Regions from separate parts of the Mus musculus genome. Here region 1 is linked to region 2. A link is a loop called in an ENCODE intact Hi-C map of the cell type or tissue named here. Cell type or tissue: heart. All regions are shown on one strand. Links, peaks and the distances in the headings refer to the core of each region. The heading gives the core; the rest is flanking DNA. Region 1 holds the start of Luzp1 (leucine zipper protein 1). Region 2 overlaps Luzp1 (leucine zipper protein 1).

Region 1 (8,333 bases), core at 15-8,014, 55 kb after region 2:
AGCCCACATACAGAATTTTCCCTCTCAAACACAAAGATAAATCTTTACAAAAGAGAAGTTCAAGGTCACCCGGGTTGACAGAGTAAGTTTAAACCCAGGCAACTTAGTTAACAACTATCTCAAAACACAAGGTAAGAACAGGCTGGGGATACAGTTCTGTAAAAGAGCACTTACCCATCATATGTGAGAAAGAGAAGAAAGAAAAACTTGGCAAAACACTTACTCAGAATATGTAATCCCCTACAACACACATATAAACATACTTTCTCCCCCACCCCCCACTACGTCCTTAGCTATACAGTGAGTCTGAGATCACCCTGGGCTATATGAGACCCTGTCTCAAAACTAAAATTAAATAATTAAATAAGACTGTCCAGATAAAACAAAGCGAGGGCCCAGGCCAAGTATGAAGTTCCTGGATAACAAACTACAGAGATGGGAACTTTGGATCATGTGTAAAGGGAAGGAGTGGCTCAAACAGTAAATGAATACAAAGTACTATACTTAAAAATAATAAATGCTGAGTATGAGAAGGAATTGTGCAATAAAAGATGAGCTACAAATTCGTTAGCACAGCAGCATCAGGCCTACTATACTGCACCTCCAATTTTAACATCTTAAAATCTTAAAAGTGTGCCAGGCGTTGTGGCACATGTCTTTAATCCCGGCACTTGAGAGGCAGAGGCAGGCAAATTACTGAGTTCGAGGCCAGCCTAGTTCTACAGAGTGAGTTCCAGGACAGCCAGGACTACACAGAGAAACCCTATCTCGAAACCCCGCCCCCCCAAAAAAAATCTTAAAGTGTGTTCTTTGAGCTACCCCCACCACTACACTAGAGTAGAATGTCTGCCCCTCACAGGGTCTAGAAGTAACTGATCTGAGCTCAGCTCCTTGATGTATAAAATGAGGATAACTACTTCATAACTATGAAGTAAGCTACTATAATTTTCTCCCTACAGTCACCCAAAATGTTGAGTAGTCTGGAGGGTATTTTAATTTAATTATTATTTTCTAATAGTCTAAGGAAGAAAGGACAATAGTTGATGCTAACAAGAGTTTTCATCCTCAGACAAACTCACAGATGGAAATGGAGGGCTAAACAATATAAATAAAAACGAGAGAGAACAGAGAAAAATAGAATTGTGGCTACTTCTAGACTCTGGCATCTAAAAGCTCTGCAGGTAAGGTTTTAGCATTTCCTAAGACAGACTTGAGCAACACAGCAACTTGAGTCAAGTTTAGTGACTCAAGAAAAATATAAGGAAAGAAAAGTCTTCCTAGCAAGCCACAAGTTCTGCCTAATATATCCTCTCCTTTGAAAAATATTGGCTAAAGTAAGTCAGAGATCAATCTGTTACAAGTGGGAAGGCAAGACATTCAAACATCTCACAGCCTCTCTACCCTTAAGCATTATTATGTGAACGTGTTAACATTTCAAGAGGCTGGAGAAGAGCTGTTAAGAGCACTGGCTGCTCTTCCAGAGGACTCTGGTTCAATTTCCAACACCCATATGGCAGCTCACAACTGTCTGTAATTCCAGTTCCAGAAGAACCAAACCCTCACACAGACATACATGCAGGCCAAACACCAGTGCACATAAAAGTAAATCATTAAAAAACAACAACAAGAAGGAACTACAGCCAGATGGTGGTGGCACAGCACTTGGGAGGCAGACAGATCTCTGGGAGTTTGAGGCTAGCTTGGTCTACAGAATTCCAGGATAGCCAGTGCTACACAGAGAAACCCTGTCTTCAAAAAACAAAACAAATAAAATAAAATGAAGCTTTAACTAGGGTTACTTTTAGCAAAAATATATCCTTTGACCTTGAAGTAACCAAAATCTACTTCTTTCCAAATATAATCATTACTTCATCTCTTATGCTCAGCATTAAATATTTAAGGTTTCCCTATTTCCTACCAACCTGGCATACAGACACCCTAGTGTTTATTCTGATTTCACAGTATAAAATCTAAGCGCAGAAACCTAACCTTCCTTGGGATCAATCTGTTACCAATTCCTTAAAATTTAAAAGAATAAAGGTAATCACTTCACAACTGTACAACTCTATAACTTTAGCAAAGCTCAAACTATACACCTAACACTGGCTAATTATATCTTATATAAATTATATATCAATAACATACATTCATTCACTCAGCAAATAAATTTTGTCGATTATGTGCATCAAAATTTGTAGCAAATCCTGCAGGTTGGATTATCTGAGTCACACAAGCAGTGTGCTTTACTGAGTTATTACTGTCCCAAAACTGTTACATGAAAATGTTTTAATTTCTGGATCCTGAATGTCACCTTAATGGTGGCCTCTACTGTAGGATCATTACAACTTTCTACCAAGTTCCATTATATAGATGAAATTATGAGCAACGTAATACATTCATTGTTTTAATCCAACATAAGCAAAACATTAAGCATCTACTATATAAAGTATATATTTTTATATAGTCTTTGTACCAAAAAACATGCCACCAAAGCATACTGACAACACTCTGGAAGAAGGCTACTTATTGTAAAATACTTGAGTGACTTACTCTAAGGACCTCAGTGACCCAGTGGGCTGACTTAAAAATGCAGAAACTAAGTTCCTCAGTTCCCAAGGCAGCATGGTGGAGAGAACTGTGGGCTTTCCAAGCTGACTTGACTTTTGAATTCCAGTACCACTACTTACTGATTATATGCATGAGCTTGGGATAGTCACTTTTACATTCTGACCTTCAATTTGCTCAACTAGCACTTCACAGGCTTGCAATGACTACGTAATATACTCAATACTCAGTATTATTGAATGACAACTCAACAGTATGAGTTTCCTTTCTTGGTCTTCAGGCTTTAAAAAAAAATATGGAGGAAGGCTAATTAACAAACAATCCATGTTATGGGAACTAGAGAGAGGGCAAAATGTTTAAGAACCCTTCTTGCTCTCCAGAAGACCAAAGTTCAGTTTCCAGCACACATGTCAGGCATCTCCCAACCATAGCTGCCTATAACAAAAACTTGAGAGGGATCTGGCCTCAGAAACACCTGAACTCATGTGAGCATTCCCATACACAGGAAGACAAATCTTTTTTAAACTCCATGTTATTAGTGGATGGTCAGCTGTGAACCTATACTTCCTGCCTTCATAGTCCAATCCATCCCTTACCCATCCCACTATTTCTAGTTTTTCAAACTTTAGCTGCTATGTTTAGAAAAGTGATTTAATTTTAGAAACCTGGAAAATTCTTCCGAGTAAATTGAGCAAAACCTTAATCTGCCCCAAGGGGAAATTCTGTGCAAAACAATTATTTCTAACAAGAGAAGAATTTTCTAAGGGGGTTATAGAATTTAACCACACAAATGCCACCAAAGCTGCACACAAAGTGACAGAAGGCAATCTGGAACATACTGTACAGATTTTCCCAGAGGAAATAGCCTCCCCTCATCTGGGGTTGCTAAATCTTCCTAGGTGATCTGAATTCTTCCCGGCTCTGTCACTAGTCCAGATCCTTAAGCCAGAACCACAGACAGCAGTTGGAAAAAAAAATAAAATAAAAAGGACAAAAAGAAATACCCTGAACAAACCCCAAATCTCAAAAATATCTTCCAAAAGGCACTGAGGTCCAGAGAGTTATTTTCTCCTGAATGGACAGAAAAGCCACCACGAGGCGCTCAGAAGCACAATCCTTTCCCCCAAGGTCATTCAAGTCATCGAAGGTGCGACAGAGAATCTGCAAGCTGCTCGGTTAAAGAACACTGCGGAGATTTTTTTTTTTTTTTTGGAGGTGTGTGAAGGGGGATGGGGGGGGGGGCTGCCTGCTCTCTTCCCCTCTCCCACCCCGAAGTGTGAGCACCCGCCTCGGCATTTCCGAAACAAGCCACAACAAGCTCTGCAGTGTTAGGAAAGGGGCTGACGCGATGAAGAAACAGATGCTCCATAGCAAGATGGGTCTTTCTCGGCCGGCTGAGGCTCCTGCGAGGTAATTAGCAGAAACCGCAGGCACCTCGGAGAGGTCCCCACCGGGCTGCGGAACCCACCAGCCCCGCCGTGCCAGTGCCCGTGCCCGGGACGCCGGCTTCCACCTCGCTAGTCGCCTGGCCAGCCGCAGGCCAAAAGCGGCTCCCGAAACCGCACTTCATTCCTGCGCTTCGGGAAGCCATGGCTCCCTTCCCTGCCGGGCCGCGGGGCGGGGTGCGCGCTGCGGAAAGTTCACCGCGGCGGCGGGAGGGGGCCGGCGGCTACCCGAGTGCCCCTGCAGATTCCACCATTAATTAGTCCTCGGGACTGTCGACTGGCAACTTAAACAAAGCGAATGCCTCGAATTCCTTCCCGGGCCGCGGCGGTCTGGCCCGCGAGACGGGAGCAGCGCGCCGGCGGGAGCCGCGCGGGCGGGCGGGCGGGCCGCAGCCCCGGGGCCGACAGCTGCGGACGCCCCGGGGCCGCCGCGGGCCTCTCCCCGGCCCCCCGCGCGTCGCGTCCCGCACACCGGCCGCGGCCCTTCCTGTCCGCTCACTTCCTTCCTCCCGGCTCGCCGCCCCGCGGAGCCCGGCGAGGACCCCGACGCCTCCCTCCCTGGCCGCCACAGCCGCGCTCGCCCTCACTCGGCGTCTCCCCAGTCTCCTCAGAAACGTCCCTCCCCCTCCTCAGGAAGAAAAAAAAATCTCTGAGTCTCTCCCTCCAACTCCAGCCACACTCTCTCCGGCTGGCCCACCGGAGACCTCCCCTTCCCGGCTCCGCTTCCAGAACCCGCGCGCACTCCCCGCCGTCCCCGGGACACCCCGGCCGAGACCCCCTCACCCCCGGCACACAAGCCGGACTCCCAGGCCGCCCGCCTCGCCACACTCCCGCCGCCGCCTCACCTCAGCGGCTGCGGCCCGCGCTCCCGCCGCCGGAGGATCCGGCGCTCCGCTCCCAGCGGCCGGCGCCTGCTCAGGCTCCCCCAGACTGACAATGAGGGGCGGGGCCTTGTGTGGCGTCAGCGCTCCGGGGCGGGGCGTATGCCAGGCCACGCCTCCTTTGGTCCTTTTTTTAAGCCCTCCCACTTCCAAGCCCAAGGTTTGAACCCAGCCAAGTTTTCATTGCCTTCCTAGCTAGGTGCCCCGGACCTGGGCTAGGCTCCGGAGGAAACCTGACTTGGAAGGCAAGACCGCGCTCAAAAGAAACGCTTTCAGAGACGTTGGGAGGGTGCAGTAAAATCGTCCATGCAAAGGGATTAGGGCCTGAAATGAAGTCATCGCTCAACCAAACACCTCTTACTCAGTGAGTGTGGAGAAGGGACTGGGCGTGGCTCAGAGGTCATGACTTCTAGTCCCACTGGCTCCACATTCATTCCTCAGGTGCTGCCAGGAAAGTCCTTTCCCATCTATATCCCTTACTTTTCCTTCTTTAAAATGGGAATCGGCAGTGGGCCACATGGTCTCAAAAAGTCCCCCCAATGCCTTCTATGTACAAAGTACTAGGGCCAAGAGAACCCCTGGGGGGAAGTGGACTTTGAAGGTAGCTCAGGACCTAAATCCTGCAGCGCACAGGCCACATTCAGAGACGTTCTGTGGGCGCCCTCCCACGCGCTGGCACCCAGCAGCCTGCACAAGCCGGGACACAGATGGCTAAGAGCTGCTTCCTCTCTGACTGCAGGAGTATGGCTGGTCTCTGGAGACGCCTCTTGTGTAAGCTCTTTATTGCCTATGGAACAAAGGCCAAATCCATGGCCTGGTATTCTCACTTCCTACCTTCATACACACGCTCTGAAGTTTACCCAAACTTCCCTTAGCACACCCACCGCTTTCCCACATCCGCCCTTCTGCTTGTCACCTCATCTCCTGTGTGCGTCCTCCTATTTCTCCCAAGGCAAAAAGACCAACCCTCTTTGCTCTCTGTACCTGGTGGCATTGACTCCAGCTCTCACAGGGCCGTGGATACATTATAACTTGTATCCTGTTGACCTCCAGCTGGGTGTGGCAGTGGCACATTCCTATCTTTAATCCCAGCACTCAGCAGGCAGGTGCATTGCTAGTTTGAGACAAGCAGGGCTACAAATAAGAAAACATGTCTTAAAAAATAATGCCATCCATGGCCATGAGCGCTGGTAGGCAAATGCTGAAGAGGGTGAAACAGGAGAATCACACATTTAGGGCCAACCTGGAGTACCCTTTGGGGCTGGGGATACAGTTCTGTTGGTAGAGCATTTGTCTAGTATGCACAATGCCCTGGCTTCAATCACAAACACTGCATAGTTGGATGTGGTAGCATATACCTCTAATTCCAGCACTCAGGAGGTAAAGCCAGAAAACTCAGGAATTCAACTGCAGAGACCGGCATAGTAGCAAATGCTTTTAATCCCAACACTTGGGAGGCAGAGGGCGGGCAGAGTTCTGTGAGTTCTAGGCCAACCTGGTCTACATAGTAAGTTCTAGGACAACCAGAGCTACATAGTGAAATCCTGTCTCAAAGAAAGAAAGAAAGAGTTCAGAACTGGGGAGATAGCCTATTTGTTAGAGCATTTTGCAGAGGAGCCAGGTTCTGTCCCAACACCCACATGGAAGCTCACAACACTCTGCAGCCCCAACTCCAAAGGATCGAATACTCTTTTCTGGTCTCTGCAGGCACCAGGTACATACATGATACACATACATACACATAAGCAAAACATTCATCCATGGGAGCTGGAGTGATGGCTCAGCGATTAAGAGCACTGACTGCTCTTCTGAAGGTCCTGAGTTCAATTCCCAGCAACCACATGGTGGCTCACAACCATCCGTAATGAGATCTGATGCCCTCTTCTGGTGCTTCTGAAGACAGCAACAGTGTACTTAGATATAATGATAAATAAATCGTTTAAAAAAAAACACTCATCCACATGAAAAAATTAATAAATAAAAATAAAGTTGGTTGGTGGTGTTGTCGATGTTTTCAAGGCAGGGTTTCACTGTGTAGCTCTGGTTGTCCTGGAACTAGATCTGTAAGGGAGGCTGGCCTCAAACTCAGAGGTCTGCCTCTGCCTCCTGAGTACAGGGATTTAAAATAAAGGTTTTTTAAAACAAAGTTAAGGCCATCCTCAGCACCGTGGTGGGCCTGAGGCCATTCTCATCCCCAGCAACTTAGTGGGCCTGAGGCCGTTCTGGGCTACATAATTCTCTGTCTCTAATTAAATAAGCAAACTGTTCATTTGTTCCTTAGTGATTCTGGGCATGAAACTCACACATTTTTGTGAAACTCGAGTTGTGATGTGACAAACCTATTTCCCAGCTCACAGGAGTTCACTGAGCCTCTGTCCCTCCGTTTGTGATAGGTGATCCGTGTGGTATTTGTTTAGATTTGGCAAACTGGCTCAATGGTAGAGCATTTGCCTAGCAAGCACTAAGTCCTAGGTTCAATTCCCAGCACCAAAGGATTAGTTAATTAGTTAATTAGTTGATTAATTAAATGTGATAATCCAAACACAGTGATGCATGTCTGTAATTTCAACACTTCGGAAGGACTATGAGTTTGTGTAAAGCCTGGGTGAGATGCTGTTTCCAAAACTAAGTAAAATCTGTGATACTATAGAGAAACCACCAGGCACAGTGTGATTATCATTTTTATTTTCAAAATCACCACTATCAATGATATTCCTAGCTTCTAACGTCATATAATATTCTTGTGAACACTCCCAGTCACCAGGTTGAGTTGTACAGGCCTGTAACCACAGGAGTTCAAGACCACACTGGAACACATGACATTCTTAAGATCCTGTCTCAAAAAAGGAAGGAAGGAAGGAAGGAAGGAAGGAAGGAAGGAAGGAAGGAAGGAAAGAGGAGAGGAGAGGAGAGGAGAGGAGAGGAGAGGAGAGGAGAGGAGAGGAGAGGAGAGGAGAGGAGGGGAGGGGAGGGGAGGGGAGGGGAGGAGAGGAGAGGAGAGGAGAAGAGAAGAGAAGAGAAGAGAAGAGAAGAGAAGAGAAGAGAAGAGAAAGGAAAGAAAAGAAAGGAAGAAAGAGAGAGAAAAGAAAAAGGAATGGAAAGAGAAAAAATTCACCCAGTCATTTCATAGGGGAAGACCTCTAGGGTTTGACATAAGGAAGAGGTTTACTAAATGAGGCCATTAGAGCAGAAACCAGTTCCCCAGTCTCCAGCCCCCAGGTGGATTGTGCAGGCCCCAGGGCCTGTGTCTTGGCACACCTCCCAGTTGACAGCTGCGCATTCTCTCTACAGGTTTTTGCAGCAGAATGACCTGTTTCTGCTCTATGCTTCCTCCCGGAGAGAAGAGTGTGTGTTAGTCTGTCCTTAGCTTCTCCATGGTCTTTCAGAAGAACCACAGCAAGGCCCTGGGCCTTTCCAGAACACCCGTCTGTGGGAAGACGGG
Region 2 (8,333 bases), core at 156-8,155:
ATGCCCTCTTCTGGTGTGTCTGAAGATAGCTACAGTTACTCATATACATAAAATAAATAAATCTTAAAAAAAAAAAAAGAGGGATGGTTACAGTAGTTATGGTCTTAGACAGGGAAGAAACAAAATACGGTATTTAGATTCAGGGATTTTTTTTTCTTTTTTTTTTTCTTTTTCTTTCCTCTATTATTCTTTCTCTCCTAGCTAGGGGTTAGGGAGGAGGGGACAGAGGAGGAGAGAGGGAGAAAAGAGAAAGGGGGAATATAGAAATATTATAAGAATAATAGGAAAAAGGGATAGAGATCACTGAATTTACTTTAAAAAAAAAAACAACTTTTTTTTTAAGCCATAATCTTACATTGGTATAGATCTTTGTATATTGATATAAAAGTTAAGGTTATATTTTGTTACACTGGCATAACGTTTTGTATATTTATACAAATTTAAAGTTTTTAATGCACATAATGTATATGTTTTCAACATTTGGGATATTGTACCAATATAATTCTTAAAGATACAATGAAAGTTCTATTCCTTTTAAGCCTGCTATTACAAACTGTTAAGGATAATTAAGTAATATGAATTAAAAGTCAGGCAATCAAACTTGTGGTCATAATAGATACTAGTTGAGTTAATTACAGTAAGATGTTTTCACAGTTATTCAAATAGTAAATAGAATAAACAGTGGGTGACAATTCAGATATTCAATAGATAGATGGTCTTCAAAAACCTCAGAGATCCACAGAATATGACATTTAGAATGATTTCATTATTAAGAGATCTTTTCTAACAATGAGAAAGATCTGCTCCTGGAAGTTATCTCTAATCCACTTCAAAGAAGATAAAAGAGCATCAAAGAACCTCCATATGGAGTTCATCTCAAATGTGACAAGCTGCCACTGGGCAGAAAGCTGCCCATGCTACATCTGCAGACAAAATGCTATCCAGAAAGAACAAACAGGATGCAGGGAAGTTGACTGCCAAGCTCTGCCAAGTTAGGGTAAGCAGTCCTTCATACTTCTTGCTTCACAAAAGGTCTGTCAGATATTCTGGGCATGAAGGCTGAAGATAGAATCCTAGAGAATTTCTGGGGGACTTCCCAGACAACCTGCTCCTCTGTCATTTCTATAGTTTCAGAAGCTGCTGGCCTGTACTTCCTACATACTCAAGTAATATTTATTCCTTCTCAGGTCTGTGATAGGGGAAAAGACTAGATAAAGTTTCAGAATAAATCTTAAATTATATAGGATTTAAGAAAATGTTTTATGTCTTAGAAGATGCTTTAGGTCAATAAGACAAGTTATGATAGAAAATGATTTAGGTACAAAACTCTAAATTCACCAAGTTAGGATGGACAATAGAATATAACTACAAAATTGGCAAATAGTTATGGACTAGATATAACATGAATCTTACCTGATTAGTCATAATAATTGTTATCACTGTATATAGATTATTATGAGTCTTCTGTCTAATATTTGTTTTTTATTAGACAAAAAAGGTGGAATGTAGACATAATGCACTGTGTAAAGGTTATCCTTGTATTATTCAAACGCTGACTTCTCCGCCCTCGTATTTTATTTCAATCCAGACATGGCATTGTAATACTTGTGTCAAGAATCTCCTCTCTCAAGTCTGTGTAAACAATTCTTACCATTTATTCTCTGCTTTGTCAATAAATGCTGATTACCCAATGGCTGGGCAAAACAGAGAATAGGGCAGGACTTCTGCCAGCCAGGGGAAGGAGGAAGAGATCAGTCAGGTTGAGTAAGGTGGAAAGAATTCTTGAGAGTTTAGCAGAAATATGGAAGTCCCAAGTTGCAAGTATTATTGGGATTTTGACTAGTAGGTAGCCAAACTAGTTGAGGGGTTAGAATAGATAAGATAGACTGCCTAGATATTGAGGTGGAGCCTTGAAATATTTATATTAAATAATTTTGTAGACCCTGTCTCAAAAAACTTTTTTAAAAAGTTAAAGTTAGTATATAAATAAGTTGGGTGATAGTAATTATTAGGACTAGCTCATGATGAAAATCAATATAAATGCCCTGGTTTTTTCAAAAGACTACTAAAGAATCTGACTAGGAAGACCAAACAGGAAGCACTGTGATACTCCAAGCAAAAGCCAGTGTGGCTGATAACAGAGACACTAAGAAGTGGTCAGAACTCTGGCCAGGTGAAGGGAGAACCCCATGCTTTTGTTCCTAGACTGCACATGATGTATAAGACAGGCAAGAAATTAAGGATGCTTCAGACCAAGGTTGCTGGCCTGAATTTGTAGGACAGTGCTGTCCTAAGTCCAATGAAATTAAGTATAGATGGAACAGTAAGAAAAGGAAGATAAGTTTAAAACATTATCTGTGAGGGGTTAATGGTCAATCAAAGACAATAGAGCCCATAAACACACAAGCAGGGTCAGAGCTCAGAAGAGAGGTATTCTTACAATATAAATCTGTGAGTCAACAAAAACAGATGGCTTAGAAAAATATAGAGAAAATAAGACACCAACTGTCTAAACCCCAATGCTCACAGGGATGAAAATATAGCAAAGGGGACAAAGCATCTGTGAGGCAAGTGGAAAATCACAAGAGTGCATAGCACATAGTGTAATGGAAGCTTCCAAAAAGTAAGACTAACACAGGTGGATCTATCAAGACAATTATGCCACAAGTATTGCCAGCACGACACCAGTAGGGCTGAGGAGATGTCTCAGTTGTAAGGCATTTTGTCCAGCATATGTGAAGACTGGTGTTTCATCTCCAGTACCACATGTGCAGGGTCGCAGGGGTTCAGCACTATTTAACAGAATAGTGCTGGAAACAGCAACAGAATCAGGATTTGAAATTAGGGGCAGTCCATCCCATAATCAGCCACCAAACACAGACACTATCGCATATGCCAGCAAGATTGTGCTGAAAAGACCCTGGTAAACAGCTGTCTCTTGTGAGGCTATGCCAGTGCCTGGCTAATACAGAAGTGGATGCTCACAGTGATCTATAGGATGGAACACAGGGCCCCCAATGGAGGAGCTAGAGAAAGTACCCAAAGGAGCTAAGGGGGTCTGCAACCCTATAGGTGGAACAACAATATGAACTAATCAGTACCCCCCAGAGCTCGTGTCTCTAGCTGCATATGTAGCTATGGGAAGAGAGGCCCCTTGGTCTTGCAAACTTTATATGCCCCAGTACAGGGGAACACCAGGGCCAAGAAGTGGGAGTGGGTGGGTAGGGGAGCAGGGCGGGGAGAGGGTATAGGGGACTTTTGGGATAGCATTTGAAATGTAAATGAAGAAAATATCTAATAAAAAATTAAAAAACACAGTCTAACCTATAAGAGAACAGCCAGCATCTTATAGTAAAACTGACTCCCAACAATTCAACTGCAACTGAGGCTTGAAATACCAAATGCCTTCTGGAGCTGTGCACGGGCTCCATCTGGTGGCTGCACTACATGGTCTGAGCCATCAGATGGAGCCCGTGCACAGCTCTTATAGAACAGCAATGCTTGGGAGAAATTGCTACCATCAAACATGGATCATCCATCACTCTGCCCCGTCTATGGTACAGCTCTCTTCTCTCCTCTAAGTTCTTCTAGACTCTTTCCCATCTCTCCATAGCCTACATGCTTCCACATTCTCCAAAACTGAAGGGAACAAGTCGCTTTCCTTTGGCTATTTGTCCACTGGCACAGCAAAAGCCTTAACTATTTTTACACTAGTTGGGGGATTAGGGACTCCACAAATTTCATATGTTCAGTAATAGAAAGGATAAAGAATTATTAAAGGATTTATACTAACTTAACAGTTACCAGAAGACAAATAACACCATGTTTCTACGAGAAGCTTTAAAAGCAATGCATCATTGTCGATATGCTTAAAACCATTAAATTGTACAATGTAGAGGTGAACTCCATGATATACAACATCACAATAATAATTTGTTTGCTTTCATTTTTCGAGACAGGGTCTCTCTGTGTGGTCCTGGCTGTCCTGGAACTCTCTCTGTAGATCAAGCTGGTCTCAAACTAACAGAGATCCACCCACCTCTGCCTCCCAAGTATTGGATTACAAGTGTGTACCACCATACCAGGTTCAATAGTGAAAAAAAAAATTTAAAACCCACACACCTAGGCATGATAGTATTTCTGTAGTTCCAGCTACTCAGAAGTCTAAAGCAAGGGGATTCTTTAAACTAAGGAGCTTAAGACCAGCCTAGGAAACATAGTGAGGACCCCATACAAAACCAAAACAGAACAGAAGGGCCTCGGCCTACCCTCAACTGACATTCTCCAAACATTCCCTTTTACCACTTTACACTGAACTTTTCATGAACAAATATCTTAAGAGGAAATTATAATAGTTAATATTTATTCGTCAACTTGATAACAATTTGGTATCCAACAAATCTCCAGGCAGACCTGTGAGAACTGTCTTGATTATATGATTATATTAACTGAAAGGGGAAGACCCACACTAGAGGTGAATGGAACAATTCCCCGGGATTAGCTCTGTAGATTCAGTGTGACCAGCCTTGACTTCTTCACCATAAGGGAACATTCTAAGTGTAAGCCAGAATAATCCTTTCTCAACTTTTTTTAAGAATCAGAATATTTTATTCTGGAAACAGGAAAAGAACTAATATAGATATGAAACTTTAGCACTTCTCCATCTATAAATTACCACTATTCTGAATTATAAAAAGTTCAGGAACCTGACTACTGTTTTCATGTGGATTAAATTTTTCTTTTTAGATGTTTTTAGTTATGTGTATATCTCTTTGTGAGTGTGCGTGTCTGTGAGGGTACCTAGAAGGCCAGAGGAGGGAACTGGACCTCCTGGAGCTGGAGTTACATGCAGCTATGGTGTCACAGCCCAGCATGGGTACCAAGAAATGAACTCTAGTCCTCTACAAGTGCACTTAGCCATCTTGCCAGTCCCTCCATTTGGATTTTAGTGTTAATTTTCTATCTTCTGTTCAAAATTGAGTGTGGAGACTCAACCAGTATAGCACAGGAATGAAAAAGCTAAACTCAGTTAACAACCAACAAGTACTTAATTGACACTAAAAAGAGAGCATTACATTTCCTATCTGAAATCTTTTCAAGGCTCTTATTCTTCTTAGGTTAAAGTCCAAATTCTCCAATTAAACCAAGAAGCCCTGCATGTTCTGGCCTTGCCTGCCCACCTCTCTCTAGCCTTGTCTTCAGCCTGCATGTTAAGTCTCATTTTTAGCTGGTTGTAGTGGTAGAAGTACTGGAGATTGAACCCAGGGCCTTGAGCATGTCAGACAAATGCTCACAACACTGTATATGTATGAGTTTTATTTACTCAGTATATTCCTCCCTACTTGCTTTCTTATTTGTATTCTGAATTCTCAGTACTCAGCAAGGAGCCTAGCACACAATAAATGCTTTAAACTTAGTGACTGTGAGTGGCTGAATGAACTTCCTAATGATTCAGTGTCTGGCCAGACACTGGCCTTTAACAGACAACACTAAGTAATACCAAGGAACTAACTGTTCATGGGTTACAACGGAGGAAATGAGTGGATCAGATGGAACAGGTTATCAGGTCCTGGACACATGTTCTAAAAGATCACACCCAAGCCCTGTACCCACTTGCTCAGTGGCTTAACCATCATATTGTGCCCCTTCAAGACTGCAGGTCTGCGCCATGGAAACTGGGACAAACTGCTGAAACCACTCCTTATAGGCTGCCCAAATATTATCACTGGGCTGGTAAGAACAAAAAGTATTTCTGAATCTTCCTCTACTCCTTAGAATAGTTTTATACATTTATTTTTCTGTTTTTGTTTTTTGTTACAGGGTCTCTCTAAATAGTCCTGGCTGTCCTGGAACTCACTATTGACCAGGCTGGCCTCAAACTACATACCTTTAATTTCTTTAATACACATCTCCTATCTGGAGAAAGCAGTGGAGGTGCTGTATCCTGGGCTGTCTACAAAAGAGAAAAGATTCCTTTCTTCCTAATGTTTCCCTGCTCTCTGCAGATGATTCATTATTCAGTAAATATTTATGGCACATCTATGATGTACCCAGACTTCTGTGAAGTGCAAGAATAAAAAAATTAAGAGCTTCTCCTTTGTCTTTGAAAAAATAAGACAGACATAGCCAAAGGTAAAACAATGGTTTTTTAAAAAAATAAAACCATCCCTACTGGGCATAATGTCACTCTACTGTGATCCAAGCACTTGGGAAACTGGGGCAAGAAGATCAAGAACTCACAGAGAGGGCTGGAGAGATGGCTCAGCAGTTAAGAGCATGCTGCTCTTCCAGAGGTCCTGAGATCAATTCTCAGCAACCACATGGTGGCTCACAACCATCTGTAGTGGGATCTGATGCCCTCTTCTGTATACATAAGTAAATAAATAAAGGGTTTCATTTCCACACTTTCACTCTAGAGTCCAAGTGCTCCTGGAACTTACCATGTAGCCCACACTAGCCTCAAATTCATAATGCTCCTGCCATGTGCCTGGGTCATGGGCATGTACCAACCATCAGTTCCATCTTTTACAGCCAATGTCTCTCACATCAATATCTACCTCAGTTCTGATTAATATTAGAAAGATATCAATTGTATTTCCATTTGGCAGATCATTTTTGCCAAACTTCTTAAGCCTCTTTAAAACAAAACAAAACAAAACAAAACAAAACAAAACAAAACACAAAACCAAGAACAGGGCCTTGTTTATTTCATGCTGTCCTTGAACTCAGTATGTAACCAAGGATGGCCTAGAATTTTTTAGACCCTCTGCCTCTACTTCCCAAGTGCTAAGACTATATAGGTATATATCATAGCACCTGGCTTATGTGGTACTGGGGACCTGAACCTGGGCATGCTAAACAAGCATTTCACCAACTGAGCTACATCCTAAGCCCCTTAAACCTATTTCTAAGTGAACCTAGCTAGCCCTTTAGAAACTAGCTCTTCTTCCTGCCCTTGCAGATCAGGAAGATCTGAAATAGAACATAAAAAATCCTGCCCTGCCCCTTCTCCCAACATAGTTGCCATGATTCATTTCCTGTTCCCAACAGTCATTTATAGCAGGGGTCAGCAAACTTCTTTGCAGTTTGATATATAACCAACCATACAGACTTAGGTTGGTCCTGGGGACTAAACCTGGGCATGATAAACAAACATTCTACCAACTGAGCAGCTTGCCTGATTTTATAAATAATTTAGTTGAAATATGGCTATGTTTATTCACTTCTATGTCTTACGTGTCTGCTTCACACTATAGAGTTGTTGGGACAGGCACTTTTCAAAGTGGAAAGAATTCAATGTACAAGTTGTCTTAGTAACTCATCATCAATTCTTGTCTAAGCACTTCTTTCTTTCTTTCTTTACTTCTTTCTTTCTTTCTTTCTTTCTTTCTTTCTTTCTTTCTTTCTTTTTTTTTTTTTTTTTTTTTTGAGACAGGGTTTCTCTGTATAGCCCTGGCTGTTCTGGAACTCACTTTGTAGACCAGGCTGGCCTCGAACTCAGAAATCCACCTGCCTCTGTCTGCCTCTGCCTCTGCCTCTGCCTCTGCCTCTGCCTCTGCCTCTGCCTCTGCCTCCCAAGTGCTGGGATTAAAGGCATGCACCACCACGCCCGGCGTCTAAGCACTTCTAATGACAAGAAGGACAGACACTTCCCCACCAGAAAACTCATTCCATCTTTGAAGGCTCTACAGGAATTCACTATTTGTCAGCCTCGAATGTTAACCACATTATATGAAAACTCAATACCATCGGACTTATACCAGACTGAGATCCACAGGGTAAAGAACATGTTTATATGTTATCCACTACCTCATGACAAGTTCCTCCTTGTCCTTACAATGTCCTTTTCATGCGTGGATTGACTTGAGTAGTGTTACCAAGATTTCTCTCTGTATCCAGGCATTTCCATGACCACTGCACATTTTCCAAGCTTTCCCCCAGTCCTTTCTCTATCCACAGTACACCAGAAGTGACGAGGACCACGAAACCCCTTAGCTGTCCCCCCTCCTCAGTTCTCGTCCTCACAGTCCTAGTTCATTGTTATTCTCCACAGCCTTCCTGTGCCAATAAAGACGGGCTCACAAAACCCAGAGAGCAAAGGAATAGCTGTTAGTCTAAGTTTCTCTAATGTTTATTCTGGTGTGCTTCTGAAAGGTAAGTGAGCCACCATCTCAACCCAGAAAGTAACATTCTCAAAAGGTGGATGTGATACAATGAAAAGGACCTAGTTTAAAAACTTAATTCTGCCTCTTGTTGCCTGTGTAAACTTGATAAGTTATTTAACCTCTCACCTCACTTTCTGGCAATGATAAAAGCACTAGCCTTAAAGAGTT

Evidence for each region. Hi-C counts contacts between places; a loop is a spot of excess contacts. Peaks named below come from ENCODE experiments on the same cell type or tissue, not always from the same donor. Only the 100,000 strongest peaks of a DNase experiment are listed, where the experiment ranks them.
Region 1: it touches region 2 in a loop (3-fold over the local background); 8 of 42 quality-filtered maps call a loop at or near these places.

The regions. Positions count from the first base shown.
Region 1 is chr4:136,466,373-136,474,705 of GRCm38, reverse strand. Luzp1 (leucine zipper protein 1) reads right to left here and starts at 4,945. Exons shown (of 5, transcript NM_024452.2): 1 at 4,856-4,945. In heart, for the core only: CTCF peaks have their summits at 4,196, 4,906 and 6,775 (motif pointing left); DNase peaks (open chromatin) are centred at 4,145, 4,985 and 5,515; H3K4me3 peaks cover 2,920 bases; H3K27ac peaks cover 2,738 bases.
Region 2 is chr4:136,521,747-136,530,079 of GRCm38, reverse strand. All of the region lies in intron 2 of Luzp1 (leucine zipper protein 1), which reads right to left. Among named protein-coding and RNA genes, the nearest start is that of Luzp1, 56 kb to the right of the region's middle. In heart, for the core only: a CTCF peak has its summit at 3,475 (motif pointing left); no DNase peak of the experiment used is centred there.